Regions from separate parts of the Homo sapiens genome. Here region 2 is linked to region 1. A link is a loop called in an ENCODE intact Hi-C map of the cell type or tissue named here. Cell type or tissue: heart left ventricle. All regions are shown on one strand. Each heading gives the region's core, and the rest is flanking DNA. Links, peaks and the distances in the headings are about the cores only.

Region 1 (2,917 bases), core at 162-2,661:
AATACTGGGGGATAAAGGTAAGTTAGCTCTAAACCCCACGGAGGAGTGCAGAATCCAGACTTGGGAGAATCCAAACTGCCTAAACACGTGGAAAGTGAAGCATAGCGAAAGGGCAGTTTATTAACTGAAATAAATAATAACACCAATAAATTGACCAGAATGTTTATGTCTGCCTCCCATCATATCCTATTTTTTTTTTAATAGGCACATTTTCAGGGGAAATTATCATACGATGGTTTACTTTAAGGCATAAATTCCTGCAACTGGGTTTGGACAAAGCAGGGAACAGGAGAGACTGGTTTGGATAGGAGAAAGCATGGGTTTACTCTGTCTCTTGGTAACGTCTGAGAGACACCCAGGTGGTGAGGTGTAGTACACAGACAGCAGGTAGGTAAGCTGATCTGGAAGGTAGGGATAACTTGTATAATGAATGGAATGTTAGGAGTCTGTGATCCTAGCTCTTCAACTTAAGAGTTCTGCAAACCTGGCCGGGCGCAGTGGTTCACGCCTGTAATCCCAGCACTTTGGGAGGCCAAGGTGGGGGCGGTGGATCACCTGAGGTCAGGAGTTCGAGACCAGCCTGGCCAATATGGCAAAACCCCGTCTGTACTAAAAATACAAAAATTAGCTGGGTGCCTGTAATCCCAGTTACTCGGGAGTCTGAGGCAGAAGAATTGCTTTTACCTGGGGAGGCGGAGGTTGCAGTGAGCTGAGATTGCACCACTGCACTCCAGCCTGGGTGACAGAGCAAGATTCTGTCTCAAAAAAAAAAAAAAAAAAAAGTGATCTACAAACCTGAACAGGTTATTTGCCCTCTTCAAGCCTTAATTTCCCCATCCATAAAATGGAAAAAAATAAAAGTAGCTATAATTTCAGGATGCTGAAAAGATTAAATGAAGTAATACATGAGCACCCTTAGCAACACACCTGGCAATTAATAATATTTACTAAAGATGCTAATGATGATAGTAAATGGAATTGGGCTATGGTAGCCCCATGTTCCTAAATGCACTACAGGGGACTAGTGCAGAGCCCAGAACATGCACCCATAACCACGGTGCTAAGAGTCTTGGAAGCGACCTAGAAAGGACACTTTTCTCCTGTAGGAAATGCTGGAGGCAATTTTTAGAGTAAGTAAGACTAACTTACCTTTGTATCTCACAGTATTTTCTGTAACTGGTTTTTGTTTGTTTGTTTTTTGCTTTTAATTGAATCTGACATCCCCTGCCTCGGGTCTCTTTCCTAGGCATGTTCACACAGCCTTTCTTCACCAGGCTCCCATTCGATGTATAACAATACAATAGATAGTGACCAAGTTATGCCCAGCTGTTCATTGTTATTAGATTCAGTTACAATCTCATCCTATGTCCTTAATTCCCCATTGGTTTACAACCTGAAAGATTTAACCCCAGTAAGCACTATCCTGAGACTGGAGCCTAGGTCTCCTGGATGACCATGCCTACACTTAGCTGCCTACTTTCTAACTGATTTTTGGGGGGCCAGACTTATCTCACTCATTCAGATTCTCTTTAATTTTCCCCTTCTATGAGAAAGATCCTAGGACTGCTCCCCTGCCCTTTATAAATTTTGCTTCTAAACAGATGATATGATATAAAATGAACTAAAAAAATTACCTCCTCTTGTAATTCTTCCCTTAGCCCCTGGGTGGTGCCCCTTCCACAAGATGAACCAATGAATTTTATCACTTATTTGCAAGATTATATTGTATCTTTTTATGTATGTGTCTCCCATATCTTAATATGATCGACTTTGTCTTATTTCTTTCTTCAACATATGGCAGAATAGAATATGGGCTTTATAAAGTGTTAGTGCTGAGTGAATCAAAGTTCGGGAACTTAAATCTTAAATGCACCCACGTGGATTTGAGAACCAGCCATGAAAGGAAGGTCACACAGTGAAGATGACTCTGTGGCCTTTACTTTAAAGGATCACACTTGAAAAGAGAGAAAAAAGACGTGAAAAGGTCAATAAGGCTCATGGGAATTTTTAGAGGAAAAACTCTAACCTGCCTCGTAAACAGAAACTATTGGTGTTACTCCTACCAGTGTGTATCAAATGGCCTTAGGAGGAGCAAAAGTAAGTGCCTCTGTTTGAAAATGATATTGTAGATCTGCAATTCGACCTTGGTTTCAACCCCAATTAACCAGCAGTGGGACAAAGGACCTGACTTCCCAAACTACAGGTTTAAAAATCCAATTTGCACATCACATGGAAGAAGTACTAATTTGGTTTTATTCTTCCTTATCATTTGAACTTTTTAGAAAAAAGAAATGGCACTGGAATAACAGCCAGATAATCTGGGTTCAGACTTGTTCTGCTACTTACTAGCAGTAATAGTGTTTGGAAACCTTCATTTTTTTATTAAGAATGCAATAACTGCTACCTGAATAAGGGGTTGTGAGCAAAGTTGAATTCAATACATGCTTACTGAGCACCTACTACATGCCAGCACAAACAAAAAGAAAAACAGAGGAGCCCTTGCCCTGAGCACATTTACAGACCTAGTGAGACAGATGTTAAAGAAATAATCATAGAAATGAATACAACTGAATGGTAGATGCGTGAAGGTGTGTGGTGGGTAGCAGGAGCCTGAAGTGTCAGTTTCCTTCCTTTTTTCTTGTCCTCAAAAATGTAGAAGGAATAGATGAGAAAACTGGATTTCTGAAAAGCATCTGGTCTGACGCACTGTCTCATTTCTTATATTGATTACTCTTAAACATCCGAGCCAAGGGATGGAGCTGGTACGTGATGATGATGAAAATTATGACAGCTAAAATCTCCTGAGTATGTGCCTGTTACTGAGCTAGGCATATTACCCATTTGTTGGTGTACACAACAGACCTGTGTATTAGGGACAATTATTGCTCTTATAATTATTGCTCTTATAATATAATTG
Region 2 (2,917 bases), core at 277-2,776, 180 kb after region 1:
GTATGTACGTACAGAAAAGACAGTATATATAGGGCTTGGTACTGTCTGTGGTTTCAGGCACGCAGTGGGGTTCTTGGAACATATCCCTTGAAGATAAGAAGGGACTACTGTGCTCTGAACCAGAACACCTGAATTCCTTCCACAGAATTATACCCTGCCTGCCCACAGTCCCCTTTCTAGAGATCTCTCCTTTCAAGGGGCACCTGACCTCTTAATACCAGTCCTACCTCCTAAGGTAAGGAGAAGTTAGTGCAAAAGTGCACTGTAGATAAAACATCACAATCATTAGATACTTACCCTTGGTGCACTCACACGCACGTAGACACACAACTCTGCTGGGTCGTACACAAAAATTAATGCAAGGAAGAAACTGTAAAATACCATTTAGCACTTCATGACACCCTGATTTTCTGAAAGACTATCATCTAAAATAATCTATGCATTACTCAGGCAGGCTCCTGAGTGGCAATAAATATTCACCTATGAACCTAACTCCATGGGGCATACCCTTAAAGATTAAAAGAAGGAATATGATTTACAAGAACTCTTCTGGAACCTGCTGGGATTTAAATATACCCTAAATCTCCAATAGCAAGCCAAAAAAACAACTTTCAAGTGCAAGGCTAATCTCCTAAGACAAGGTTAGGTTGGAGTCCTTAAATGCCTGTGCCTGCATAAGAAATCAGCTTGTCAAATACTCATTTTGAAAGAAAAAGCAATGGGATAAGAACAAAGTATATCTTCCCTCTCTGAAGCTGGGGTCAAATTGAGTAAGAACAACTGATGCTCCACTTTCTCTTCTGTCCAAGAAAGGAGGGGTGGACTTAGAAGTTTGCTTAGATCTTTTCTGATTCTTCACATTCTACAGTTACAATTCTACAGTTTAGAGAAGCAGTCTCATTTCTGCATTCTTCTGCCAGATTCAACTATTCACACTAAGCAAAAGAGAAATTTAAAAAACAATGGAAAAATAATTTGAACACTTTGGGAGGCTGAGGCAGGCAGATTGCTTAAGCCCAGGAGTTTCAGACCAGCCTGGCCAACATGGCGAGACACCATCTCTACGAAAAGAAAAAAAAAAAGTACAAAAATTAGCCATGCTTGGTGGCACATGCCTGCAGTCCCAGCTACTCAGGAGGCTGAGGTGGGAGGATGGTGTGAACCTGGGAAGCGGAGGTTGCAGTGAGCTGAGATGGTCCCACTGCACTCCAGCCTGGGCAACAGAGTAAGACCCTGTCTCAAAAATAAAAAGAAGAAAAAAATTTTGACTAAATAAAAAGCCATAAAATATGTTTCTAACTTCTCCACTTCCAGGCATCTGTCCTAAGGAAACAAATCCTTTGCTTATTTATCACTGTGCGTTTCCCCAGAGGCTGCACCGGATATCACATTAGGACACCGGGCCTGGCAGCACTCTCCCTCTGCATACCGGCCTGGCTTTTGCAGAGTAGAAAAGCTGTTGGGCCTTTCTGTATCTCTTCCTTCCACTCAGATATGGGCTATGCAGAAGCACAGAGAACTTTTGATGAAGTTTCTATCTAAAACTCTGGGTAAAATTTCAGGTTGCTGAACAGAGAAATGCACATCATCTAAATCTAAGATATCTCCCATGTCAACACAAAAATCACACTTGGATTAAGGTTTTAATAAAAATGTTTAAAGCCAATTAAGCCCACCCTATCTATCATCCCTGTTATGTTTTGCTGAAAGCTCCAACTCCTTTGTGCACTTCTTATCTCCCTACTCATAATGCCACACCTTTCTGGGTTTTCCTTCAAATGTGCTTCCTTTGTCACGCCGCACCCCAAGACCTGCCATGCACATCATCCATCATGCTGCATGGAATCTGCTAGAATTATAAACAAAACTATCCACACCCTGACCTCTTCACTGAATGTTCTCTGAACCTCCTCTTCAACAGCTCTGGTTCTCTGCCAAGTATACCACACTCAAGTGGGTGAAGCTCATTCTCTCACTCCCTGGGGCATTGGAAAAAGAGGGTAAATATTTTTCAAAACTCCCTACCACTAGGTGGTTACTCTCCTACCACTCTTTCAAAAGCTAATCTCTGCTCCAACACCTTTCCTTTTAATGCCTACTTTATTAGCACTTCATCACTCTTAGTAGTAAATAATCTTCTCCCGAAGTGACAGAAACAAACAAACATCATCATTGGACAAGAATCTCTTTGGATTCCTGCTCTCAAGCTATAAAAAGTACCTACATCCAGACCTTCCTTTCCTTCCTGGCACCTATCTTAGTGGAGGAGGTGAGCTTCCTCCTATCAAACTATCCAAGGTGATTCCAAGTGTGCAATGTTCTCTCCTCCCTCCACCATCTCCACAGACTATATTTAATCACCCCCTTTATGGCATCTGCATATTCCACAAGCAAAGAAAATTCTCTTCAGTTTGATATACATATGAATGTAGTAATATATAATATAAATGTTGTATGTCTTATATACATTATATATATACACATATATATATTTTCCCATTGCCTTGATACATTAATACCATCTAGTTATCTAAGTAACATGTATTTTTTTTTTGAGACAGGGTCTCGCTATGTCACCCAGGCTGGAGTGCAGTGGCACAATTATAGCTCATTGCTGCATCAACCTTCCAGCCTTAAACGGTCCTCCCACCTCAGCCTCCCTAGTAGCTGGGACTACGGGTGCATGCTATCACAACAGGCTAATTTTTTTTTTTTGAGATGGGGTCTTGCTCTGTTGCCCAGGCTGGAGTGCAGTGGCACGATCTCGGCTCACTGCAACCTCCACCTCCCAGGTTCAAGTGATTTTCCTGCCTCAGCCACCAGAGTAGCTGGGGTTACAGGTGCACACCACCATGCCTGGCTAATTTTTGTATTTTTAGTAGAGATGAGGTTTCACCATGTTGGCCAGGCTAGTCTC

What was found. Hi-C counts contacts between places; a loop is a spot of excess contacts. Peaks named below come from ENCODE experiments on the same cell type or tissue, not always from the same donor. Only the 100,000 strongest peaks of a DNase experiment are listed, where the experiment ranks them.
Region 2: a loop joins it to region 1, with 8 times the contacts of the local background. A loop is called at or near these places in 8 of 110 quality-filtered maps.

The regions. Positions count from the first base shown.
Region 1 is chr1:62,069,356-62,072,272 of GRCh38, reverse strand. The region is part of intron 31 of PATJ (PATJ crumbs cell polarity complex component); the gene reads right to left. Among named protein-coding and RNA genes, the nearest start is that of MIR3116-1, 8.0 kb to the left of the region's middle. In heart left ventricle, for the core only: a CTCF peak has its summit at 1,668; no DNase peak of the experiment used is centred there; H3K27ac peaks cover 1,647 bases.
Region 2 is chr1:61,886,618-61,889,534 of GRCh38, reverse strand. All of the region lies in intron 22 of PATJ (PATJ crumbs cell polarity complex component), which reads right to left. Among named protein-coding and RNA genes, the nearest start is that of MIR12132, 42 kb to the right of the region's middle. In heart left ventricle, for the core only: no CTCF peak of the experiment used is centred there; a DNase peak (open chromatin) is centred at 1,404; H3K27ac peaks cover 1,577 bases.